Regions from separate parts of the Homo sapiens genome. Here all the other regions are linked to region 3. A link is a loop called in an ENCODE intact Hi-C map of the cell type or tissue named here. Cell type or tissue: heart right ventricle. All regions are shown on one strand. Links, peaks and the distances in the headings refer to the core of each region. The heading gives the core; the rest is flanking DNA.

The links. A loop is a pair of places that touch in the nucleus more often than their neighbours do. Peaks named below come from ENCODE experiments on the same cell type or tissue, not always from the same donor. Only the 100,000 strongest peaks of a DNase experiment are listed, where the experiment ranks them.
Region 1: a loop joins it to region 3, with 4 times the contacts of the local background. A loop is called at or near these places in 24 of 110 quality-filtered maps.
Region 2: a loop joins it to region 3, with 2.2 times the contacts of the local background. A loop is called at or near these places in 50 of 110 quality-filtered maps.

The regions. Positions count from the first base shown.
Region 1 is chr18:51,049,373-51,054,508 of GRCh38, forward strand. The region is part of intron 4 of SMAD4 (SMAD family member 4); the gene reads left to right. Among named protein-coding and RNA genes, the nearest start is that of SMAD4, 22 kb to the left of the region's middle. In heart right ventricle, for the core only: CTCF peaks have their summits at 1,952 (motif pointing left) and 2,151; no DNase peak of the experiment used is centred there.
Region 2 is chr18:50,881,388-50,892,714 of GRCh38, forward strand. All of the region lies in intron 1 of ME2 (malic enzyme 2), which reads left to right. Among named protein-coding and RNA genes, the nearest start is that of ME2, 7.9 kb to the left of the region's middle. In heart right ventricle, for the core only: no CTCF peak of the experiment used is centred there; no DNase peak of the experiment used is centred there.
Region 3 is chr18:50,962,106-50,973,432 of GRCh38, forward strand. ELAC1 (elaC ribonuclease Z 1) reads left to right here and starts at 5,935. Exons shown (of 4, transcript NM_018696.3): 1 at 5,935-6,009. RefSeq lists silencers at 1-201, 5,773-6,262 and an enhancer at 5,563-5,622. In heart right ventricle, for the core only: a CTCF peak has its summit at 6,022 (motif pointing right); DNase peaks (open chromatin) are centred at 5,906 and 6,376; H3K4me3 peaks cover 2,343 bases; H3K27ac peaks cover 2,852 bases.

The DNA.
Region 1 (5,136 bases), core at 1-5,000, 83 kb after region 3:
TCTGTTTTTTTGTTGACCTAGAATTAGTTTGTGTGAGCGGCAGGCAGTAACATTAACAAGAAAATAACTTACTGCTTTGGAAATGTAGATTTTGAGGTTAGGGGCATTTAAAACTGGATTTAAAACTGGATTTAAATTGGCTATTGCTCTTTGTATTTGAACTGCAATTTATGAACTAAAGTACTGTAAAAAAATATGATAGAGGAATGCACCAAAAACAAATATAAAGAATATTTTTTGAGTTAAGACCTATTTTTGAAGAAAATCTCACAGAGCCAGTTTAAATGGATGTTAAATACCCAGAATATTTGGTAATTTGGAATCACATATAACATATCCTTTAAAAATACCAGTATTCTAATTTTCCTTCATTTCAGCCTAACATTTTTATGAATGATAATGTTGAGAATGGTTTAAAATTGCACTCTTTTGTATTTTTTCAGTCTTGTTACATTTTGAGTAAATAAATCAAGGCTACTTTAAAGCATATGCCCATCACAGCTTACCTAATTGTATTTTTAAAAAGAAAAAGTGTTTTAAGGTGAGAAAATGAAATGTGAATGGGGGTGTTTTTGTTTTTTATTGTAATATTTGAGAATGGAGTTTTATTAAATCTTTAGCTCTGTTACTTAGAACTTAATAAACTAAAATTTCTGTAAGAACTAATTAATTTGCAGAGAAACTCTTATAAAGAACCACTGTCAGCCAGGCACGGTGGTTCACACCTGTAATCCCAGTACTTTGGGAGGCTTAAGCGGGTGGATCACCTGAGGTCAGGAGTTTGACACCAGCCTGGCCAACATGGTGAAACCCTGTCTTTACTAAAAATATAAAAAATTAGCCAGGCATGGTGGCGGGTGCCTGTAATCCCAGCTACTCAGGAGGCTGAGGCAGGAGAATCGCTTGAACCCGGGAGGTGGAGGTTGCAGTGAGCTGAGATCACGCCATTGCACTCCAGCCTGGGCAACGAGCGAAACTGTCTCAAAAAAAAAAAAAGTGGGGGGAGGCTGGGCACGGTGGCTCACTCCTGTAATCGCAGCACTTTGGGAGGCCGAGGAGGGCGGATCACGAGGTCAGGAGATCGAGACCATCCTGGCTAACACAGTGAAACCCCGTCTCTACTAAAAACATACAAAATTAGCCGGACGTGGTGGTGGGTGCCTGTAGTCCCAGCTACTTGGGAAGCTGAGGCAGGAGAATGGTGTGAACCCGGGAGGCAGAGGTTGCAGTGAGCCGAGATAGTGGCACTGCACTCCAGCCTGGTTGACAAAGCGAGACTCTGTCTCAAAAAAAAAAAAAAAAGGAACCACTGTCATCTTAGAAAGGTGTGCTCTTGTTCTGGAGGGCAGTTAGTAGTAGTTTAGCACCTTTTTTGTTTGTAGAATTTTAGAGGTGGGTCAGAAATACTAGGTGACCTTAACCAAAATTTAGGAAGAGTATGCAATTCTACTTGTTTTTTTTTTTCCACCTTTCTCCCATATCACTGGTAATGGAGGAAGACTCACTGCCTTGTGGTGCTTGTTAGTGATTAGTAGGTTTCTGACAAGTGTGGGTTTATTATTAGGAGCTGTTGTGGTGGTCTGGGAAGGGTTGCTTTAAGATTGGTGAAAACTCTGCTTCTTTGCTACGCAGACATTGATATTGTATCACTTCTTTTTTTTTTTGAAAGTAAACACGTTTCATATCTTCACCATTTTCCATCCATGTTTTTGGAGAAAACGTTTGTCTCAGTGGGTATTAAAGGTTGGGAGACTGCAATGATAAGTGTGTCTGAATCTCTCTATGGGGCTGTTTGTGAGGGGGTTCAAATTCTGAGTGCTCATCACACACCTCCCCTATTCTAAAATTATTGATGCACTGTTATTGATGGGATTGTACGGGTTGATAGCCTTTCTATAGTGACTGTAGGGCTGTATTCAGCCTTGTAGATCCCCCTAGTGGTGGTTTTGTAAAGGCTGTCTTCAGTGTCTTATTTCCTCAGAAAACAACTGGTATTTCTCACAGCTCCTTCTAGATTTGGACAAAGGAATGATACAAGAGCAGGTAACTAAAAGTTAAGAAAATGGGACAGTTCCTTCATTTTTGAGTTAAAGTCTTGTGGTAATCATTTCCAGCCTATCTTTTACCTTTCATGAAACTTTCTATGACCACGTTGACCTGTGTATTCATTTTAACAAGTATTTAATAAGCATGTATTGCCTGGTACTGTGTTAGGTTCCAGGGATGCTTAGATAATAAGGTATGTTTTGTCTACTCAAGTGAGCTTATACTCTAGTGGAGGAGAGAAAAAGTAAATAAGAGAGTGATAATACCATGAGATAGGTGCTGTGTCCTGGTTGCTGGTGATGATAAAGAACACAGACCTAAGGTGGGCCCAGTGGTTTCAGCTTTTTTGTCACCTATAGAGAATATATTCTTTGACCCTCTTAGAACATTTTTTTTTTCTTTTTTGAGACGGAGTTTCGCTCTTGTTGCCCAGGCTGGAGTACAATGGTGCGATTTCGGCTCACTGCAACCTCCGCCTCCCGAGTTCAAGCGATTCTCCTGCCTCAGCCTCCTGAGTAGCTGGGATTACAGGTGCCCGCCACCATGCCCAGCATTTTTTTTTGTTTGTATTTTTAGTAGAGATGGGGTTTCACCATGTTGGCCGGCTGGTCTCGAACTCCTGACCTCAGGCGATCCACCCGTCTCAGCCTCCCAAAGTGCTGGGATTACAGGCATGAGCCACTGCACCCAGCCCTCTTAGAACATTTTATAATCACTATATATATGTATAACTACTCTAAAAATATGGTTAAATAATAATAGCTAACACTGGGTACTCGTGTGTCAGGTCAGACTGAGCTAAATGATTTCTGAGTATTGTGTCATCATTCTCATGATACTTCTACATGGGAGGTGGGATTATTTATACTTTAACAGATGAAGGGACTGCTACCTGGAGAGGTGAAGGAACTTGCCCAAGAATAGGCAACTAGGAGGAGCCGGAGTAATGTGTGCTTGCTATTAGATATTTAAACAATGGAAAAATATTACAAAAGACTGCAAACTCCATGACAGCAGGGATATTTGTTTTGTTTATGGATATATCCCAAGTACTAGAACAGTACCTGGAACAGAAGTGCTCAAGAAATATTTTTTCAGTGAATGAATTTGTTGAATGCTAGCCCATAAAGAGAAATATTTAACAGTTTGGTATCTGTTTTTCTGGACTTTAAAAAATATATACTATATGTTTTTTTAATTTTATTTTTTTGAATAGGCAATACATGGTCCATAAATCAAAATACTATAAAAAGGTATACAGTGAAAAGAAGTGCTCCCACCCCTGCCCCCATTCCCCCCTACCTCAGGTAATCACTTTTTTTAGTTTCTGGTGTTTCCTTCCAGGGTTTCTATATGCAAAAAATACATACCTCCTTTCTTACACAAAACGTATACTATGCATACTGTTCTGGACCTTGGTTTTTTACTTACAGTATATGATTTTTTAAACATGCATATGATCATAGTGTACAATAGTGCTTTGTAACTTGCTTTGATTCTCTTGGCAAAAATATATTGCAGACTTCTATCCTTGTTGATACCTTTAGTTTTACCTGAGAAACATTTATTATGGATTATCTGGGGTTAAAGAGATCTGTAGACCAGTAGAAGTTTCAAACTTACATTTGGGAAGTTTAGCCAGCATATTTAGGGCAAGAAAGATTTATGGGTCATAACTGTTTAAAAGCAGAATACAGTTGGTACATAAAGATGTTATGATTGCTGATTAAACTGAAGAGTCATCTGAAAAGCAAAAGCAGTGAGTACCAAGTTGACCAGTTGTATCCTCAAATCAGCTAGCAAAACCAGTAAGTTGGTAAAAAGATCCCAGTCATTATAACAACAAAAAAAACCTAAGATGTCCAGGAATTAATTAGAGATGTCAGGATTTATATGAAGAAAATCATTGAACTTTGTTGAAGGGTGTAATATAAGGCTGAATAAGTGTAGACATACCAATTTTGTGCCCCAAACAATTTTTTTCTTTTTATTATTTTTATAACTTGGCCAATGTTGATGAGTGGTTGTGTTCAGTTTTTTTTATTGATACATAATTTGTTACGCATCCTTTTGATTATCTTTTTGTTTCCATAAAATTTCTAAAGAGGAACTTTGGAATGGGATTTATAGGTCTTCAGAATATCATCTTCATGACTTTTGATGCATGAACATACTTCTTAAGAGGTTTTTAAGAGGTTGTACATAGAAACTTGCACAATGGATGATTATTACTGCCTTAAACTAGTCTCAATTTAATAAAAAGTACCCATGTAACTTAACTGATATTTACATGTAGTAGATTTTTTTTCAAAGGTTGACATAGGGAAAGATAAGGGAAATGATATGCTGGTTCTTAATGAAAAAGGGAATGTCTTTTTGTGGTCTACTAATTGACTGCTTTAAGAAGAGAACCTACTGTTAGTTCAGTGGATTGTTAAGTTCTGGAGTAGTGTTAGTTTAGAAGCAATAAAGGATTGGTTGCTAAAGGTAAAAAGCAAACCTTAAAACAATAACCTAAAAACAAATGGGAAGGTTCTGGGCAGAGAATTAACATTGTTAATGCAGTTCAGTTTCAGTTTTCTTTTTGTCATACAGCAGAGCTAACTATTTCCTGGTTGGTTAATGGAAAGATGTTATGCTGTATCAGCTGGAATCTAGCTTTGCTTATGAAGGTGTAATCACATAGGTGAAAGATGTTGATTACTGAGTTTTCTCACACCATATATTAATCAAATACTCTTATTTGGGTTGGGTTTCTAGAGGGAAATTTCAGTTTGACTTTTCATTTATAATTTTTCCGTTTGGTTCTAAACCTATAGGGGACATTACATTCAGTACACTTCATTTTTAAAGAATATGTTGCTTAACAATAATTCTAGATCCTGGGATTGGATATCTATCAGATCCCACTCATATCTCCACAGTGTGAAATTAACAAAAAGATATAGTTAAATACTCAGTCTCTATTTAGACCGAATAATTGTTTTTCTCAGCTGGACACATTTTCCAGCCATTCGGTTTTTGCCTGCCTTATGTATTTAGGTGATTATTCTTCTAGGTTTATCAAGAAACTGAGGAGTACCTTTTTAG
Region 2 (11,327 bases), core at 1,113-6,112, 83 kb before region 3:
GATTAATATTACAGGACAAAATTCACACTAAATAAAAATTACATTGACTTTATAAAAAGATAACTTTTATTAGAAATTAACTATTTTATTTGAAAGTTACGATTTTGATTTTATGGTGGCATATTGTACCTCCTTTGATCAATATGTACAAATTTCAAAAGTGATAAAAAATATATTCTGTATATACTTGTTTAGGATGACATTTGATGTTGCCTGTATTTGTATACCATCCAGATTCTCATTCTTGACTTTGAGATTTGATTTGAAATATTTTGAATAAATGTTAATCATGATTATCCTTATAGCCTCTTATATTAATTTGATCATTAAAAGATGTTGATGCAGAAACAAGCAGGCATTTAGAAGGCACCTTGTGACCACCTTAGTCTACAACTACTAATAGTAATGCTTATGATAACTAGCCTTTCTAGAGCACCTAGAGGGCATTGTGATAAGCATCTTAATGAATTATCTAATTTAAATCTTAAAATAGCCTATTAAATAGGTCTTGTAGTTTAACGTTCCCATTTTACTGATGAGAAAATGCAAATTGGGGAGGTTGTGATTTACTCAGCATCACAGAGCTAGCAAATGGCAAAGCCAGGATTTATTTTGTTTTGTTTTTGTTTTTGAGAGAGGGTCTCACTTTTACCTAGGCTAGAGTGCAGTGGTGCTGTTATGGTTCACTGCAACCTCAACCTCCCATGCTCAAGCCATCCTCCTGCCTCAGCCTCTGAAGTAGCCAGGACTGCAGGTGTGTGCCACTACCCCCAGCTAGTTTTTAAATTTTTTGTAGAGATGGGGTTTTGTCATGTTGCCCGGGCTGACCTGGAACTCTTGAGCTCAAGCAACCCACCCACCTTGGCCTCCCAAAGTGCTGGGGATTACAGGTGTTCGCCACGGGATTTAAATCCAGGCAGTTTGACTCCAGAACTTGCCCTTTGACCACTCTGCTAGACTATTTCGTATGGGTTTTTTAAAGCAAACTTTGAAATCAAGTAGTCAAGCTCTTTATAGTGATGCTATTGTAAAGCTCTAAAGGCTTGACACTATTAATAATATGTATATATCAACATTACTACACAGAATTCTGCAAGTTTCCCCTCCCCCACTTTATTGATGAGAAAAATGAAACATCTAAGTCAATGGCTTCCAGACTTTTGGACTTTGCCAACAAGTAAAAAACTGTTATGTGTGGGGGACAATTGGGACCAGACGTAAGATCTCCAACTTTTATTTCTGTCAAGGTTGAGAATCTTCTTAAACACTACTGCAATCTGGTCAGGCACATTGGTTCATGTCTGTAATCCCAGCACTTTGGGAGCCAGAGGTGGATGGATCACTTGAGGTCAGGAGTTCGAGACCAGCCTGCCCAACATGGTGAAACCCCGTCTCTACTAAAAATACAAAAATTTGCTGGGCATGGTAGCACACACCTATAATCCCAGCTACTCAGTAGGCTGAGGCAGGAGAATCGCTTGAACCTGGAAGTCAGAGGTTGCAGTGAGCTGAGATCACACCACTGTACTCCAGCCTGGGCGACAGTGATTTTTGAGACTCTATCTCAAAAAAACAAACAAAAAAACTACTGCAATCTACTGTCCTGATCCTTTCCTTAAAAAAGGGACATTTTTACCACCACAAAGGTAGGAAGGTCATAGTTACAACATAAAAACAGAATAAATTTAATATTATGAAAAACTATATTACATTGTGTTAGTTTTTCCTCCTTTGGTCATAGACCAGTCAAAAACATGTCCTAAACTAACACCAATTCAGAGATCATTCAGGAATGCCTGGGTGACACAACTGATTCTGAACTGGTAATTAGCTGAGTCCAGTCCAGATTCACTCTCCAGTCTGTCTGACAGCAAAGCCTGTGCTTGTTGCCCTGTCATGAGCTCTTTCTAGTGAACAGTGTCTAGGGTTTTGGTCTCCTGTGAACAGTCTTTCTCAGGTGTTGACTATTTCCTTCTCCCTCCAGGTAGGGGGCCAGGGAGAATAGTCTCCAGCAGCCAATGTCTTAACAGCTTTAGTCCCAGTCCAGTTTGTAAATACCACCCAGAGGGTGAGTTCCACTGCTTCCCTGTTTGAGGTAGTTCTTTTGTCTGTGCTTACTCATGGAAGGGGCAAGGCAGTGACCATACCAGGGCAAGAAACCACGGGCATATTCCAGTATTCAAGAAACTCTCCTGCTGGGTGTGGTGGCTCACACCTGTAATCCCAGCACTTTGGGAGGCCGAGGCGGGCGGATCACCTGAGATCAGGAGTTTGAGACCAGCCTGGCCAATATGGTGAAACCCCATCTCTACTAAAAATACAAAAAAGTAAACGGGCATGGTGGTGGGCACCTGTAGTGCTAGCTACTCGGGAGGCTGAGGCAGGAGAATTGCTTGACCTAGGAGGTGGAGGTTGCAGTGAGCCAAGATTGTGCCATTACACTCCAGCCTGGGTGACAGAGCAAGACTCTGTCTAAAAAACAAAAAAAGAAACTCTCCAGTAAATAGCTTGATTTTACTTAGTCATTCAAAATTCGAATCCCCACCTTCTTTTATTTCCTGTTTTTACTTCACTCACTCCTATAGTTCTCCTTCTGTCATCTTTGTGTAACATAAGGAGTTAGGTGTGTGTTTTCCTCGTTCTGTCTTGTCTCCAGCAGATATTAAGCCCACCTGTCTGTTTCTGTCTGTAAGTGTTCTAAGTTCCAATTTCGGCAAAGATTGTTTTTTTCCTTAAGTTTTTTTTTAATTATGCCTACTAAAGACACTATTAAAATTACTTTTATATTTTATTTTACTCTATCACTTGCTAATAAAATTATCTAATAGTTTGAATAATATATGTTTTATCTTTAATTATAATACTCTTTTGCATATATTCTCTCATTTAATCATCACAGTTTTCTATGAGGTAGATTTGAGAGGTGGTGTTATCTTTATATACAAGCCAAATTCATTATTTTATTTATTTGTTTATTTTGAGACAGAGCCTCAATCTGTCATAAGGCTAGAGTGCAGTGGCGTGATCTCAGCTCACTGCAACCTCTGCCTCCTGAGTTCAAGCAATTCTCCTGCTTCAGCCTCCCGAGTAGCTGGGACTACAGGCACGCACCACCATGCCCGGCTAATTTTTGTACTTTTAGTAGAGACTGGGTTTCACCATGTTGATCAGGATAGCTTTGAAATCTTGACGTCATGTTCCACCTGCCTCGGCCTCCCAAAGGGCTGGGATTACAGGCGTGAGCCACTGCGCCAGGCCCAAATTCATTATTTGATAGGAGCAAGATTTTAACTAGGAGTTGAAAATAGAAGATTTCGTATATCAGCAACCTGATCTTAACTACTGATTCCAAAATGTATTTTTTGGGGATTGCCTTTGATTCAAAATAAAATGTATTCCATACCATTTTAGATTTGCCTACCTTGCAGTACTAATCACCAAAGTTTGTGTGTGTTTGTGTGTGTGTGTGTGTGTGTGTGTGTCTGAAACGGAGTTTCGCTCTTGTTGCCCAGGCTGCAGTGCAGTGGTGCAATCTCGGCTCACTGCAGCCGCCGCCTCTCGGGTTCAAGCAATTCTCCCACCTCAGTCTCCCGAGTAGCTGGGATTGCAGGCGCCGGTCACCACACCCAGCTAATTTTTTGTGTTTTTAGTAGAGACAGGGTTTTGCCATGTTGGCCAGTCTGATCCCGAACTCCTGGTCTCAGGTGATCTGCCTGCCTCAGCCTCCCAAAGTGCTGGGATTTCAGGCATGAGCCACCACGCCAGGCCCAAAGTTTTAACTGTAGTAAATAATGCTATCTCTCCTGGAAGAGCCACATAAACATATGATGAATTCTTTTAGAACTTCTTTTTAGCTGGGTGTGATGGCTCATGCCTCTAATCCCAGCAACTCACAGGCTGAGATCGGACGATTGCTTGAGGCCAAGAGTTCAAGACCAGCCTGGGCAACATAGCAAACGCCAGCTGTACAAAATATTAAAATTAGCCGGGCACAGTGGCTTGTACCTGTAGTCTCAACTACTTGGGAGGCTAAAGCAGGTGAATCACTTGAGCCCAGGAGTTCAAGACTGCAGTTAGCTGTGATTATACAACTGTATTCCAGCCTGAGTGACAGAGTGAGATACTGTCTCTAAAAAAAAAAATATATAAAACTTTTTTTAAATGACAATTTATAAAATTTAAATGGTTTTTTTTCATCACTTAGCAGAGTATCAACCATCCCAATTTTGTTAATAATACTTTTGTCACCATGTTGGGGATTCTGGGGAGAAAGCTACTTGGTATATATATATATTTTTAACACTGTGCTGCTATAATTAACATTATTATTCATATGATACTGATTAATAATTTTTAAAAGTGTAGAAACATGTATATATAATTTGTACTTTTAGAGCCAACTGCTGGTACTTTCTGCAGTATAATAATAAATGGAAATAAAGTGACATGGAGCTTTTATGCAAGATAATCCTGAAAAGATGTATAAAAGTCAAATTTGAGTAACTTAAAATTTAAAAATAGCCTGAAAAATCTTGCTATTTAAAGAAGTCCAGTGAAGAATTCTCTTATATAGCAAATTCTCTCTCTTAAAAATAAAATCAATGGAGTTTGCTCAAAGCAGGCTCTACCACTGTTTCTTCTTTTAGATTGTACACATTTAATAGATATCCATTATTAGATTCAGATAGTGAAGACAATTCATAAGTACACAATGCTGGTTCTATATATATGTGTGTGTGTGTATATATTTATACTATATACCCACACAAATTTAAAATTTAAAAAAAAAGGAAAACTTGGGAAGCCTATACAGGTATGTGTCTATTTTTTAATTTAAAATTGAGAAAGGGTAAGTTAGATTTTTTTTTTTTTTTGAGATGGAGTCTCACTCCGTTGCCCAGGCTGGAGTGCAGTGGCATGATCTCGGCTCACTGTAACCTTCACCTCCCAGGTTCAAGAGATTCTCATGCCTCAGCCTCCTGAGTAGCTGGGATTACAAGCACGTACCACCCTGCCCAGCTAATTTTTGTATTTTTAGGAGAGATGGGGTTTCACCATGTTGGCTAGGCTGGTCTTGAACTCCTGACCTCAAGTGATCCGCTCACCTCAGCCTCCCAAAGTGTTGGGATTACAGGCGTGAGCCACTGCACCTGGCCAAGTTCTTTTTCTTGGTTTTGTTCATGTTCATATTTCTTTTAAAAAGCACAAAGGAGAGCTTTATTTAGGACTTTATAACTTACTGGTAATAGAACATTAAGAGAATACTGCATGGTGGTGATTTAATAGATTCTGTTTAATGCTTTTGATGTTTACCTAGAGAAAACCAAATCTGGCTGGATGCAGTGGCTCACACCTGTAATCTCAGCACTTTGGGAGGCCAAGACTGACAGATCAATTGAGGCCAGGAGTTTGAGACCAGCCTGGGCAACATAGAGAGACCCCGTCTCTACCAAAAATACAAAAAATTAGCCGGGCATGGTGGTGCATGCCTATAGTCCCAGCTACTCAGGAGGCTGAGGCAGGAGAATCACTGAATCCAGGAGACGGAGGCTGCAGTGAGCTGAGATCGTGCCACTGCACTCCAGCCTGTGTGACGGCAAGACTCTGTCGCAAAAAGAAAAAAGAAAACCAAATCTGATGGTGTAAGTTTCACAGCAGCTAAAAAGACATGGATTCCTGTAGTGTTAAGTAAGAATATGAGAGCAATACTAACCCTAGGCCTCATTCCGGCCCTGACGTAGGTGCTCAATAGATGAGTAAATAAGTATAATATATGTTTAAACTGAATCAACTTCCAGTTTAAAGTGATCGATTAGTCACATGTTGAAATCTCCCTTTCTTGCTCTAAAAACACAGAGATGGTAAGTAAAATTGAAACAACACAGAGCCAAGTTTGAAAGCAAGAGAGAAATCTCCACATGCAGGAGTGAAGAAAGAACCTATAGCAGTGAGCTTGATTGAAGACAAATGTTCCATGGGTAGACAGGGAACAAACACAGTACATGAATACTACTTAGGATCTGAAGTGTTTATTGCTTGCCAGGAGACGGAAACTGAGTTCCCAAGGCCTGTTCAACCTTCAGAATCAAAACTAGACATATTTTGGGAAGCTGAGAATGGGGAAACACTTTTCTCTCCATAAATGAAGACTGTATCCTCACTGAGGTTGAGACGAGAATTAAACCATCCATCCCACACCATAAGTAGAATCCTAAACCTCAACTTGTTTGAATTTGGCTTTGGAATTCTACCTGAGGTATGTAACCATCTAACACAGAAACTAATGTAGAAACTAGTTTTAGCTTGTAAACTCTCAGGATCTCATATAGAGGCAAACTTAAAACTGCCTCCAAGGGTTGGTTTCCACAACACACAACGTGTATGGGACCACCATCAAAGATTGCAAAGTGAGCTTATAGACAAAAATTATGCCATGAAAGAGACTGAAAATTTATATCCAGGCACTAAAGACATTAGAAAAGATCTTTAAAATAAATATTTAATGAAGCCAGAATTTAAAGTTATGAAGCATGAACTGGTGACCATAAAACAGAACCAAATAGAAATATAGACATAAAATAATTGAAGTGAAAAGATGGAATATCAGAAATAGATAACTAAAGAGCTATATAAGAAGTTAGGTGGTGGATAAATTGCTTAATTAAGAAATGAGGCCAGGCTCAGTGGCTCACGCCTGTAATCATAACACTTTGGGAGGTTGAGGCTGGCAGATCACTTGAGCCCAGAAGTTGGAGACCACCCTGTGCAAAATGGTGAAACTCTTTCTCTACAAAAAAAACTACAAAAATTAGCTGGGCATGATGGCACATGCCTGTCATCCCAGCTACTTGAGAGGCTGAGGTGGGAGGATTGCTTGAGCCCCCGAGGTCGAGGCTGCAGTGAGCTGTGATCATGCCACTGCACTCTAGCCTAGGCAACAGAGCAAGACCCTGTCTCAAAAAAAAAAAAAAAAATGAAAATATACGAAATGAAATTTTGTCTTGAAAAATGGGATTTAGAAAGGAATGGGAGGGAATACATTTATGAAACAAAAACAACAGAACCAAAGGCTTAGAGGCTGAAAATTTTGGAACAGGAAGGGAAAACAAAATAAAAACCCTGGACTACGACTGGTAAGCTGAGTGATATTGGACATGTCCATTTCTGTTTCTGGGCTTTATTTTTTTTTCATTTAAATTAAGATATTTAAACTAGGTGATGTCTAAGACTCGTGATAACTATAATTGTGATTCAAGGAAAATCTAAGTGTGTACATCTAATTAGAATAAAGCACTATTTAGGTTTATGTACTTGGTAATATGATACATACTCTAATGCTTTAGGAAGGAAGCTCTATAAAGGGTATCAGGGTCATAACAATGTATTAAATAGTGTGGTATTATACTAAATATATTGATCTTCCTGATTCTGTCACAGAGCTCCTCAAACCCTTGGATTTCCTGAATGATAAGAGTGTCTTTAAAAAAAATTTTTTTTAAACTGATGCATAATAGATGTACATAGTTTCAGGGTACGTGTGATAATTTAATATATTCATATAATTTGTAAAGATCAAGCCAGTGTATTCTGGATATCCATCACTTTCAATATTTGTATTTATACTAGAAACATTCCAGTTCTTCTCTTTTAGCTATTTTTAAATGTACAGTAGATTGTTATAAACTATATTCACCTTACTGATCTAACACTAGGTCTTATTCCTTCTGTCAAGTTGTATATTTTTATCCATTAATTCCCTCCCCCCCATGATAGGAGTGTTTTTTGTCATAATGATCCCCTTTTGATCACACCTGAGTGTATGCTAGTCACCTGAGGTGACTTAGGGTAGAGCCCCTAGGCAGCCTCAGGGTATGGCTGATCACTAGAAAGACCAAGTGATTAGAGGGTTAGAACTTTCAGCCCTATCCATGAGCTTTGGGGAAGGGGGTGCTGGACATTAAGCTCTATAAAACTTTTGAACGACAAGATTTGCTGAGCTTCTGGGTTGCTGAACACATGGTGCTGGCAGAGTGGCCTGTCCAGAGAGGGCATGGAAACCCTGCATCCCCTTGCCCCCAATGCCTTGCCCTCTACATCTCTTTATCTGGCTCTTCATCTGTATCCTTTATAATAAAGGGGGATTTTTTGAAGACATATTAGAATAAAGCAATTTATTGTGGATAAGAAGACTTAAAAATGGGCCATGGTTAAAGACTTGTTAAGCGTTCCTAATAATGATACATTTGACAAGGAAATTTAGTTATTTCTGTGACATATAACAATTTAACATTAGAATTATGACTGACAACATTTCCTAAGACGTATCAGATTTCTAGGAATCTCATGCAGTTTTGGAACACATATTAACCTGTTCATGTTAATGGGATTCTAGGAAATGGTTAAACATTATTCTTATTTGGCAATGCTTCCCATATAATTTAACATGCCCAATAAGCCTAATATGTTTCGCTTGGACTTCCACAGGCCCTTTTGGAATGTCCAAGAGTTAGTTTAAGGTCAAAAAGATGTAATTTAGAATTTGAAATTTGATTTGGGGAAGCCTGTTAATTATGTCAAAGGTTTAAAACACTTGATCAAAAATAGTATCAAAGGTCACTGTGATGAAATGAAATAATATTCATTTAGCTGAAGTGATTTCAAAAATCAAGAGATTTCAAAAATCAAGAATCCTCACTCTTTGATAGAAAAGCAACCCCATTTTCCAAAAAAAAATCAAAAGGCCTAATAAAGACAGCATGATGCAAACAGAATGTTTCTTCTATTTTGCAGCTTACTCAAAAGGCAAACTATAATATTTTGTTATTTTTTATTAATACTACACAAAAATCTTCAGAAGAGAAAACCAAATTCAATATATTATTATTATTTTCTTTTTTTGTACTTTTTGTAGAGACAAGGTCTTACTATGTTGCCCAGGCTAGTCTCGAACTCCTGAGCTCAAGTGATCCACCCATCTCAGCCTCCCAAAGTGGTGGGATTCCAGGCATGCACCACTGTGCAGGGCCTCAATGTATTATTATTAAAGTGAATTTTAATAAAACCTTATAAACAAATTCAATCTCAGTCAGCTTTGACCACACAACATAAGATTTCCGTAAATTTTTTACAACTACTTACAAAATTATTTCAGGTTTTTTTCTTCCCCAACTTGTTTTATCCATTTAGTTTTATCTATATCATTTTTTCCTTCATTATGAAACCTTTAAATAACCTCTAAACTAGACAGAATTCCTTTTTTCAACAAAAAACACATCTTTTGTCTTTCTTATAACCTTCCTCACCAAAAAGCATCCTGCCTTTCTTGTAAAAGCATTGTTTTTCTTTATATCTAGTTGTTTTAATTACATATATTACAATTTTGACTCTTACTAATTTCCAGTATAAAACCTAGTAGGAAGCAATTTTAATTGCTATGTACCAGGTACAGAGTTCTGGACAGAGCTATTACGACTACGTCTGGAGGACCCAACCCCTTCTAGCATGGCCAGGAGGCACTGCTGGACCAGGAGGGCAGGGCCATATTGAGCCTGGCTCTGCCCTGCAGCTGGTGGCCCAGGTACTGAAGATAAACGTATGTACCTGGGCCTCACCATGGTCACCTGTGTAGACTGCAGAATTTAAAGGCTCAAAACCAAAAACATAAGCTCAGACAAATCAAACAAATATTAAAAATATCTCAGGAGCAATAGTTTGATGACCTTAAAATACGTAGAAGAAACTGTGTAAATCTAACCAGTAGACCCAAGGCAAAAATGTCTGAATTATATTTAATATTGACAATTTTGAGACATTCCTATTTTACCAACAATTTTTAAACTAGCTTATTTCAAATAGAGAGAATTTAAGCTTTTTCAAGAGGGAGTTTGAATATGTCAGAGGAGACACCGAGGAAGGTTAATCTGAACTACCAGACTACAAGGTGGAGTGGCCTTCTTTATAAATCCCACAGGGGATCCAAAGCAGGCAGTTTGAGCATACAAAGGAGTTTTACTTTGTTTTAAATCTGAATTCTGCTTGCTCTGTTCCTTTTGTGTCTTTTCATAGGTCTCTGAAAAGATGAGAGGTCTCTGCAAAATTTTCTCATAAATACAGCCAATTAATTTATTCCATAAGCACCTAAGCCAATAAGCCTTTTTCATGGAAAGTCCCAGAGGTAGCTTTGCAGGTTTAGAATACCATAGACATGAGTGGAATTTTTTAAATGGCACAGAATTGGTTCCGCATGATCCCCAAAAGAATTCACTCCCACAAAGAGGCTAAGATAGCAGAAGACTCTTGTTGCCATAGACAGTGAAGGATGGTGTGTATGTATGGTGTCTCTAGTATCACACAAATTTGTGGGGGGCATTGGTCACAGACCCATTACTCCATGACACCAGGACGCCCACCTGGAATTGGACTTATAATTTTTTTTTTTTTTTTTGAGATGGGGTCTCACTCTGTCATCCAGGCTGGAGTGCAATGGCACAGTCTCGGCTCACTGCAGCTCTGCCTCGCAGACTCATCCAGTCTTCCCAACTTAGCTAGTACCACAGGTGTACACCACCACACCCAGCTAATTTTATTTTTGTGTGTGTGGGTTTTTTTTTTTTGGTAGAGATGGAGTTTCACCATATTGACCATGCTGGTCTCGAACTGCTGAACTCAAACAATCTGCCTGCCTCGGCCTCCCAAAGTGCTGGGATTACAGGGGTGAGCCACTGCACCCGGCCTGGACTTGTAATTCTTTATAGTTGCTTTACTTTTTGAAAAAATGTTAATATCTTTAATCTGTTTGAAAGGTTTTGCTAACTGTAGTGGCAAATCCTTCTACCTATTCTTTTTCAAAATTTCTTGGATTTTCTCACATGTGCTCTTTCAAATATATATTTAAGCTGAGTCTAAAGCTCCATAAAGTTCAAGGCTGCAGTGAGCTATGATTGTGCCACTGCACTCTAGCCTGAGCTCAGAATGAGATCTTGTCTCTAAAAAAATAAAAATGTAAGCTCTGTAAATATTCTTGGAATTTTTGTTGGAATTGCCTTAGAACTGTGGATTGTTTGAGGGGAAACTGAAATGTTTACTGTTGACTATTCCCATCCAGAAATGGGTATTTCTATCCATATATTTAGGACTTCTTTATGTCTGTTAGTTTCTGTGTTGGTGTATTCCTAGGTATTTTATAATTTGTATTAGTATTGTAAATAGAATCTTTTATCCTATTACATATCTTAACTTATTATTGCTGATATAATCAGCCACTTTGCTGAAGTCTTCTTATTAGTTCTAGTATTTTTTTCAGTTGATTGTCTCAGATTTTCTAGGTG
Region 3 (11,327 bases), core at 3,792-8,791:
CTGGATATAAAATTCTTGGTTGACAGGTTTTTTTTCTTTGTGCACTTTAAATATGTTATCCCACTGCCTTCTGGCTTTCATTGTTTCTGCTGAGAAGTCATCTCTTAATCTTGTAAGTGATGAGTCATTTTCCACTTGCTATGTTCGAGATTTCCTCCTTGTCTTTGCCTTTCAGCATTTTTATTATGATGTGCCTGTCTGTAGGTCTCTTTGCATTTATCCTATTTGGAGTTTGTTAGCTTCAGGATGTGGAGATTATTGTTTTTCAATAAATTTGGAGAAATTTCAGCCATAATTTCTTTTCTTCTGCTTCTTTCTCCCTCTCCTGATATTCTCAATACACCAACATTCGTGTGCCTAACCATGACCCACATTTTTCTGAGGTTTTATTTATCTTTCTTCATTCTTTTTTCTCTTTATTCTTTAGATTGCATAATTTCTGTTGACCCAGCTTCGAATTTGCTAATTATTTCTTCTGTTAGTTAAAATAAACTGTAGGGCCCCTCTAGTGAGTCCTTCTTTCTTTCCTTCCTTCCTTCCTTCCTTGAAATGAATAGAATAACATATAAAAGAACTCCAATATGTCTGGCAGGAGATTTCTCTGTGGAAAACTTACAGACCAGGAGAGAATTGCATGATGTATTTAAAGTGCTGAAGGAAAAATGCTTTTATCCTAGAATATTGTATCCAATGAAAATATTCAAAAATGAAGGAGAAATAAAGATTTTTCCAGAAAAACAAAAGCTGAGGAATTTTGTCAACACTGCACCTGTCCTAAAAGAAATGCTAAAGGGAATTCTTCAATCTGAAAGAAAAGGATGTTAACAAGCAATAACATATCATCTGGGCCAGGCATGGTGGTTCACACCTGTAATCCTAACACTTTGGGAGGCTGAGGTGGGAGGTTGAGCCCAGGAGTTCGAGACCAGCCTGGGCAACATGGTGAATCCCTGTCTCTACAAAAAATACAAAAATTAGCTGGGTGTGGTGGTGTGCAGCTGTAGTCCCAGCTACTTGGGAAGCTGAGGCAGGAGAATCGCTTGAGCCCAGGAGGCAGAGCAGTGAGCCGAGATAGCACCATTACACTCCAGCCTGGGCAATGGGAGTGAAACCCTGTCTCAAAAAATAAAAAAAAAAAAGATATCATCTGAAGGTAGGAAACTCACTGGTAACAGTAAGTACACAGACAAATGCAGAATATTATAACACTGAAACTGTGTTCTTAAATTCAAGACCTAGAACTGTTACCGACCTCGATCCCTGGTGGACTGAACAAAGAGAGTGAATGCGGGAATAAAGACAAAGACAAATAAAGACAAAGACAAACAAGTATGTTTGGAAGAAGGGGTCGGGGGCACCTTGCTTCTAGTGGACAAGGACCCAGACTTTCTACAGCCCTTCGTATTTATTGGTAAAAGAGATAGTGAGAAGTGGGGTGGCAGAAAAGGTCAGGTGCTCGGTCCACAGTGGGCTTGCAAAACTGCATTCCTCGAACAATAGGCTCTAGATGTCCCAGTAGATAACCTCAAGGAGCCCGGTGCCAGGCAGTGACCACCCTCAGCAAACCTTCTGGTGGCAGGCACAGTGTGAGTTTGCCCACATCCTGCATTCATGATAAACAGTTTGCTGTTTGATCATATAGCCTCCAGTGGAATGCTGAGTTGGTCATGATACCTTTGGCCTTTTCAGCTCCCAACATAGAACTAGGGAAACTACTAAAAGAAAACACTGAGGACACTCTCCAGGACAATGATCTGGACAAAGAGTTCTTGAGTAATACCCAAAAAGTACAGGCGACCAGAGCAAAAATGGACAAATGAGATCACATCAAGTTAAAAAGTTTCTGGCACAGCAAAGGAAACAACCAACAAAGTGAAGAGGAACCCACAGAGTGGGAGAAAATATTTGCAAACTACCCATCTGACAGAGGATTAATAACCAGAATTTATAAGGAACTCAACAACTCTACAGGAAAAAATCTAATCAATTAAAAATGAGCTAAAAGTCTTAATAGGACTTCTCTCAAAAGAAGACATACAGATGGTCAAGAGGTCTATAAAAAGGTGGTCAACATCATTGATCATCAGAGAAATGCAAATTAAAACTACAATAAGATATCATCTAACCCCAGTTCAAATTGCTTCTATCCCAAAGAAAGACAATAATGAATGCTGGCAAGGATGTGCAGAAAGAGGAACCCTTATACACTGTTGGTGGGAATGTAAATTATTAGGTTGCTGCAAAAGTAACTGGTTTTTGACATTGAAAGTAATGACGGCCAGACGTGGTGGCTCACGCCTGTAATCCCAGCACTTTGGGAGGCCGAGGCGGGTGGATCACCTGAGGTCAGGAGTTCAAGACCAGCCTGGCCAACACGGTGAAACCTTGTCTCTACTTAGAGTACAAAAAAATTAGCTCGGTATGGTGGTACGCACCTGTAATCCCAGCTACTTGGGAGGTTGAGGCAGGAAAGTCACTTGAACCCAGGAGGCAGAGGTTACAGTGAGCCGAGATTGTGCCACTGCACTCCAGATTGGGGGACAAGAGCGAGACTTTGTCTCAAAAAAAAAAAAAAAAAAAAAAAAGAAAGAAAGAAAAGAAAGTAATGACAAAACATCACAGAACAGGGGAAAATCCCATTTACCCTGATGTGATTATTACCCATTGTATGCCTGTATCAAAATATTTCATGTACCTCATAAATACATATACTTACCATGGACCCATAAAAATAAAAAAATTTAAAAATTTAAAAAGTTATAAGAGAATTAGGAAATTTGAACAGTCACTGCATATTTGATGATATTAAGGAATTATTTTCTTATTTTTATAATATAATGATATTATGGTTCTATTCTTAAAGTCCTTATCTTTTATATATATTTACATACTACAATGCTGACCATCATTATATTGTGATGAGATTTTTTTAAAGGGTCCTTAAATGTTCATAGAGGTATTTATGAATAAAATGATATTTTGCCTGGAATTTGCTAAAAAATAATCCAGGGTTTTGTTTTTGTTGTTGTTGTTGCCTTTGGAGAGAGACGGTGATACTGTGGATGGTTGTCCTCTCCAAATCTCATGTTGAAATGTGATCCCCAGTGTTGGAGGTGGGGCCTAGAGGGAGGTGTCAGATCATGGGGGTGCATCCCTCATGAATGTCTTAGTGCCATGCCCTTGGTGATGACTGAGTTCTCACTCTATTAGTTCACTGGGGAGCTGGTTACTTAAAAGAAGCCTTGCCCCTCCTCCTCGCTGCCTCAGTATGTGACATGCCTGCTCCCTCTTTACCTTGCCATGATTGTAAACTTCCTGAGGCCCTCACCAGAAGCAGATGCCGGCAGCCACTTTCTGTACAGCCTGTAAAACTGGGGGCCAAAATAAACCTCTTTTCTTTATAAATTACCCAGTCTCAGGTATTTTTTTATAGCAATGCAAATGGACTAATACAGAGGAATTATAGGTGTAACAAGATGGATCAGATGTTGCTAACTGTTGAAGTTTAGTGATGATTGTATGTAAAGGTTCATTCATAATTTTCTCAACTTTTATATGTTTGAAATTTCCCATGATAGAAAATTTTTTAAATGAACAAACAGTTCTATCCACTATTCTCTAAAAGTGTGATAACCTCTGAGAAGGGAGTAGGAAGCTTTGATGGATGGGCAGAAATAAGTCCTAGCCAGGTCTATGGAGAATACTGCTCTGGGAGATCCCTAGCTCAGGAGTCTTAAACCCCTGGGCTGCAAACCAGTAAGGTCTGTGGCCTGTTAGGAACTGGGCCACACAGCAGAAGGTGAGCGGCAGGCCAGCAAGCATTATTGCCTGAGCTCTGCCTCCTGTCAGGTCAGCTGGGGCATCAGATTCTCATAGACCTGTGACCCCTATTGTGAACTGCACATGGGAGGGATCTGGGTTGCATGCTTCTTATGAGAATCTAACTAATGCCTGATGATCTGAGATGGAACAGTTTCATCCCAAAACTCTATGCCCACCCCCTGCTCCCAAGGAAAAGTTATCTTCCATGAAACTGGTACCTGGTGCCAAAAAGGTTGGGGACTGTTGTCCTCGCTGATTGTGATCAAGACCAAGCTGTAGAATGCTATGTGTCTTCTTAAGGAACTTTTAGCTAGGCAAGTGTCAGGAGAGATAAGTCCAAGTTCCAGTGTTCAATGCTTTGTTAATTTAGACCCCACTTGACCAAGTCCATTTTATTTTTTTTATTTCCACATTAATTCAAGTGTCATCATCCTACAAGATTCAGCTCAAATCCTACCTCTTCCTCACTCATCTCTTAGCTAGTGATCTCCCTTTTTCCATATCCTTTTAAGTGGATTGTTTCCTGACTGAGTGTAGGCTCCTTAAAACCAGGGACCGGCAGGGCACGGTGGCTCGCGCCTGTAATCCCAGCACTTTGGGACACTGAGGCGGGTGGATCGCTTGACCTCAGGAGTTTCACACCAGCCTGGGCAACACAGTGAAACCCCATCTTTACAAAAAAAAAAAAAAAAAAATAGCTGGGTGTGGTGGCTTGCCTGTAGTGCCAGCTACTTGGGAGGTTGTAGTCCTGTAGTCCCAGCTACTGATACTTGGGAGGCCGAGGTGGGAGGATTGGTTGAGTCCAGGAGGAAGAGGTTGCAGTGAGCTGAGATCGCGCCACTGCGCTCCAACCTGGGTGATAGAGTGAGACCCTGTCACAAACAAACAAACAAACAAAAACCCAAAACCAGGGACCATGACAAATTTTTAAAATCTCTCAGCCCCAAAAATAATACTATCCACAAAGTCAGAGCTCCATTAATACTGGAATAAAGGTTAAAAGAGCCCAATAAGTAGAAGTAGATGAGTTAATGATTTTTAAACAAGTGGCAGTCTCTCTGTCCTGGTAGTTTCAAGAAACACCACTCCGATTCCTATTTTGAAGCTGCTGGATTTTTTTTTTTTTTTTTTTTTTTTTTTTTAACAGAGTCTCGCTCTGTCGCCCAGGCTGGAATGCAGTGGTGCGATCTTGGCTCACCGCAACCTGCACCTCCTGGGTTCAAGCGATTCTCATGCCTCAGCCTCCCGAGTAGCTGGGACTACAGGCGTGTGCCACCATGACCGGCTAATTTTTTTTTTTTTTTGTATTTTTAGTAGAGACGAGGTTTGCCATGTTGGCCAGGTTGGTCTCGAACTCCTGAGCTCAGGCAATCCGCTCGTCTTGGCCTCCCAAAGTGATGGGATTACAGGTGTGAGCCACGGCGCCCGGCCAGCTGCTGGATATTTTGACCACCTCAAGTACGCTGAGCACGAAATCAGTGCATCTGGCAGTACACAGGAGCTTGAAATACTTTTTTTAAAAGTTGTTATTCAAACTGAAGGAGTTTTTCCCTGTGGTCTGTAATCGCCACGTGCCCGTTCTGTATACAGCCAGCCTGGGTTTTTCAATCCCACGTCCGCTACCTAAGAGAACACCAAGGCTTGGAGTGAGTATGGCACAATCAGCTTCAGATGTTAAGCAAATATTCCAACCTAGAGTAGGAAAATGGAATATGGACGGGGCTTTATGAAGGTGCATGGTCAGGCAAAGGATCTTAGTGGATGAAAGACAGTAAAGATTCATCCCAACCAAAGACCAAAAATGACACATATGTATGAGCAAAACATCAGGAAGAACACTCTTATGTGGAAAATATTACACGGAAAACAAAAGAAGAGTAACTTTTTCCCTTTTGGTTTATCCCGCTCTGGTCCTCAGGGCGATAGCTACCACCTGACACACAGCGACCTGGGAAAGAGGGAAACTCAATCACTGCCCTCGCGGCCCGGGGGGAGCCCGGAAGCGCGCCCAGAGCCAGGTCCCGCGCGGGCGCCACCGAGCGCGGACCTCCCTCGCATCCTAGAGCGGCCGCGCGGGACCCGGCCGGCGGCGCACTTCCGCCCGGGCGCATTGTAGCCCCGCGGACAGCTGGGCCAGGGTGCGGGCCTGCGCCTCCCTCGGCTCCTGGCGCGGGCCTCGGGGAGAGGGTGAGTGCGGTAGGGCATACCAGAGGGGGGCGGGCGCGCTTCCTCGGGACTCGCCGGCTCGATCAGGCACGGCCCGGCGCTGGGGACCTAAGCCTGGGGAGCGCCCGGGAGCGAGGACGCGCCTCGTTCACCGCCCCGGGCCGGAGTCTCGGCGGGCCGGAGCCTCGGCCGCCCGGCGCCGCCGCCCACCCAGCCTTTTTCGAGGCCAACACGGTCTCGTGGGGGAGCCTGGGCTCTCTGGAGGCCGGAAATCTGGCCTCTGGCCCTGCCTGTGCCTTGGCCTCTTACTCTCTGCCGCCCGGCCTCGGTTCTTTCAGCTCTAAGATGGAGGACAGCGATATCTGCCCTAGGCACACCACAGGGTGATTGCAGGGTTGACACTGCCTGCCTGAAAACGAAGGAGCGCCGGTTCTCAACCCGGCAACCAGTAGAATCGCTTGGGAAGCCTCCAAATGCTGATGCCCCATCATCACCGGGGAATTGTGATCTGCGGCCAGGACCGAGATCCACGGGCCCAGAGTGAAATGACAGTACTGTGATCACGACTGGAATATGCACTTCGCCGAACGTGGATCACAGTCTTGAGAAAGCAAGCAGCTGGGTTTTTGTTTTGTTTTTTTTCCAAGAAGACAGGGACCTAATCTGGTTTGCTCGCATTTAATTCCTAGTGCCTAGAATGGTGCATGTCCCAAAACATGCACCATTGATTAAATAATTTCTGATTACTTCCCGACCTATTTGGAGGGTTTTCATTATATTTGTTTTAAAATTATTATGGAAACCTTCAAGTCATATATGAAAATTGAATAGTAACTGAACTCCCAATTCATGATCAATTCTGTTTCATCTGTTACCCTCTCCCCCACTGTAGTATTTTGAAGCAAATCTGAAATGTACCATTCCATCTGTTACCTTGTTCATGTTTATAAAACACAATAACACCTTTTTAAAACATAAAGCCATTATCAGTGTACTTAGCACTTCATTTTACCCTCTACTATCCAGTCAGCATTTACATTTTCCTAGTTGTCTCTTTCCTCTTACCCAGTTTGTCCAAATCAGTATCCAAACAATCTACACACGTTATATTTGGTTGATGTCTCTTAGATCTCTCTTAATCTTTTTCTCTTGCTCTTTATTTTGTTCCCTGTATTTTACTTGAACAAGTCATTTGTACGGTTCACGTTTTCTACAACCAGGATTTTGCTTTTTCCATCTCTGGTATCCTTTAATAAGCAGGTATTTAGACCTGCAGACTTGTTCAGGTCAGGTTCGATTTTTTGGCAAGAGAACTTAATGGGGGATTACTGTGTTTTTCACATTGTATCATACCAGGAGTTAGATAGCATCTTGCCTCTCTTTGTGGACCTTTTATGTACAAGTAGCACCGTAGGGTAACAATTGACCAGGGAATGCCAGCAAATACATGCAAAAGAAATGAGAGAATATCACCTTTTGGCAACCCCTAATGAAATAATGGATCCTGGCAATGATCACTAGCGGCTGTTAACGTCAGAAAGAGAGACAGCTAGACAATGCGTGCTGCCTAATGGGGTACTCCCATCAGACAGCACACCGTTTGTCTTATCAAGTATTCTTGGAGTAATGGGGGTGGTGTGTATAGATGAAACATGATTGCCTATGAGTTAACAGTTGTTGAAGTTCAATGATGGGTGTATGGCATTGCATTATGCTAATCTCTACTTCTGTATGTGTCTGAAGTTTTTCAGAATAAAACTTTTTTTAAAAAGATTGATTAGTTGAGTAGTGAGTTTAGGTCAACCTGATCCATACATTGCAGTTCTCTGTTAGCCTTTCACTAAGTGATTCTCAAATCGGACTCCATGTTAGGATCACAGGAGAAGGCTTTTTATTTTATTTATTTACTTTTTAATACTAAAACATGTCTCACTTGCAGAATTTCCTATCTAAATGTTCTGGGATGGAGCCCAATTATTGATAGGGTTTTTTGTTTTGTTTGGGACTACAGGTGTATGCCACCATGCCTGGCTAATTTTTTTATAGAGACAGAGTCTTGCCATGTTCCCCAGGCTGCTCTTGAATTCCTGGCCTCAAGCCATCCTGCCACCTCAGCCTGCCAAAGTGCTGAGTTTACAAGCAGGAGCCACCGTACCTGACCTTCACTGATATGTTTTAAAAGCTCTCCAGGTGATTCTAATATGCCCCCGGGGTTATGTACTACTGATCTAAATCCATTATTTGTTAGGGATGACAAAGTGATTATATTCTATTATTCCTTCTGCAGTTAATTTGCCTTTACAAATGTTAACTTTCTGCATTCTGTTTATTCTTACCTATCTTGCAAATCAATAAGGAAGCCTCTGCAAATAAAGCTCCTTTCTTAGCAGAGGAAGACTTGATCTTGGAGGTGATAATGTAGAGTAACACATGAAAGGGATGTTAGCAATAACCTCAACGCTATGCTTAAGGTAGAGATGCACCACCTTATGTATGAGGGTTGGGGGCAGGAAATATGGGGAGGGGCTGTTTCCCAAAATGGAAGGGAAGACTAGGTAGTGTGTAGTTAGAGAAGCATGTTTGGCCATATGACACATTTCCAAAAAAAAAAAAAAATCATCAGCATTAAGTAAATATAAATTTAAAAAAAATAAAATGCCACTCATTGAAACATAATGCAATAAATTTAAAAGAAAAGTTAACCCCCCGCACAGCCCCCACCCCATCACTTTAATTACCCCTGAGATAACCCATATTAACAGGATGGTGTGTATCCTCTCCCACATCAGACTTTCTCTGTCTTACATAAATGTAGGGGTTTGGGGTATTGTTATAAAAACGAGATCATACCATAGCCATCTGTAACTTTTCTCCTTGTCATCCCTCCACAACAGTAGTTACAGAAGACTCTATTAGCTGCAGAATAAATAGTTGATAGACTAAATAATAGCACAAATGTACAATAAAATATTCAGCCATTTTCCTATTGACATTTTTAGATTGCTTTCATATTTTAGCCATCTTGAGAGCAACACAATACACGTCATTTTACATAGCTCTTTATTATTTGGGTAGATTACCAAAAATGGGATTACTGGGTGAAAGCATATAATTATCAACAGCATCATTATTACTGGTAATATATATTCCAAATTATTCTCCGAAAGCCTAATCGCAATTCATAACTTTGTCACCATTAGTTTGTGACAGTAGCCATTTACCGTCATCCTGGTTAGCACTGACTAGCATTGCTCTATTGATATTTGCCTGCCAGCTGATGTGTGGTAAATGGTCTCTCTTTTTGTTTGTTGTGAGAGTGGGTCTTGTTCTGTCAAGCAGGCTGGAGTGCAGCAGTGAAATCACAGCTCACTGCAGCCTTAACCTTCCAGGTTCCAATGATCCTCCTGCCTTGGCCTCCTGAAAAGCTGGGACTATAAGCACATGCCTCCATGTCCAGCTGATTTTTGTTTTTTAATTTTTTTGTAGAGACAGTGTCTCACTATGTTGCCTAGGCTGGTCTCAAACTCCTGGGCTCAAGTGATCCTCCCACCCCAGCCTCCCAAAATGCTGGGATTGCAGGCATGAGCTACCATACCCAGCCTCTTTGTTCTTTATTTTGCATTCCACTAACTACCTGGAGACTGAACCCTTATCTTTTATTTATTAACTTAAATTTTTTAAATAGATACACGATAGTTGTTTGAACCCTTTTCATGCTTATAGGCCATTTGGATTTCTTCTGTGATTCATATATATACATATTTATGTATATATATGTGTATATATGTATATATATGTATATATGTGTGTGTGTGTGTGTATATATATATATATATATATATATATATATCCTTTGCCTGTTTTTCTGTTGCACAAGTATTTTTGTATTTTGAATGCATTTGCATAAACTTTTTTTTTTTAGGAGCATTAACCCCCTGTCATAAGGGGGTCCAAACTTTTTTTTTTCAGGTTTTTTTTCTTGTCCTTTGACTTTATGAGTCTCAATATATATAAAAGATTTTATTTAGTGAAAATGTCTGTTTTTAAAGTTTCTGGATTTTATGTCTTGCCAATAAGGGCTTCCCATCTCCACAGTTAAATGTATAAACATTCTCCTAATTTTTTTGAACACGTTATTGGATTTTTTACATTTAAATTTCTTAACTACGTGAAGTGTATTTTTATATACAATGCAAAGTGAGCATCTTTCTTTGCTTTTTTCTCTGCTAGAATAGCCAATTATGTCAGTGCCATTCATTAAAGAAACCACACTTTTTACACCTTTGTTATATACTGTATTGATTCCGATAGGTAGCTGGTTTATTTCTGAACTTTCCCTTCCCTTTTACCTCTATTTTTGTGCCAATATTATTGTTTGTATGTATGTATGTATGTATGTATTTGTTGAGACAGAGTCTTACTGTGTCACCCAGGCTGGAGTGCAATTGTGCAATCTTGGCTCACTATGACTGCCGCCTCCCAGGTTCAAGCAATTCTGCTGCCTCAGCCTCCTGAAGTAGCTGGGACTACAGGTGTGCGCCAGCATGCACGACTAATTTTTGTATTTTTAGTAGAGACAGGGTTTCACCATCTTGGCCAGGCTGCTCTCAAACTCCTGACCTTAGGTGATCCACCCTCCTCAGCCTCCCAAAGTGCTGGGATAACAGGCATGAGCCACCGTGCCCGGCCTATTCTGTTTTAATTATGTCAGATTGCTGTAGTAAATGTTAATACCTAGAAAAGCAGGTCACCACTCACTGCTTTTTGGAATTTTCTCATCCCTTCTCAGACATTTATTTTTCCTTCCATATGATTTTTGGATTGTTTCTGTTCCAAAATAAATCCCACTGGAAGTCTGATAGAATTTCCACCAAATACATCTACATTAGCTTAGGAAGGATGAACATCTCTGTGATATCAAGTCATCCTATCAGGGACATAATGTGTATCTTTTATTCGTGTGAATCTTTTGGGTGCTGTTCCTTTCCTGCTAACTTTATTTCTGGTAATTTTGTTTTTGCTCTTAGAATGGGTTTTTCCCCCATTTCTGTTTTTATCTTGTTATTGCTAAGACTGAGAAGAGTTACTGAAGTTTTTGTATATTTTATATCTAGCTGTCAGTCAAATTCTCTTACAGTAGTTTTTCTTAAGCTTCTTTGTTTTCTTCCCTGCCATCAATGTGGATAATCTATAATCAGTTATGTATAAATTTCAGTTCATTCTAATATATTCTGTTTGATACATATATTCCATCTCAGAAGTATATCAGTGATGTCAGATGTACCTAGAAATAGTGAAAGGAATAGTGCCAGGAGTTGGAATAAACCTGCACATTCAAC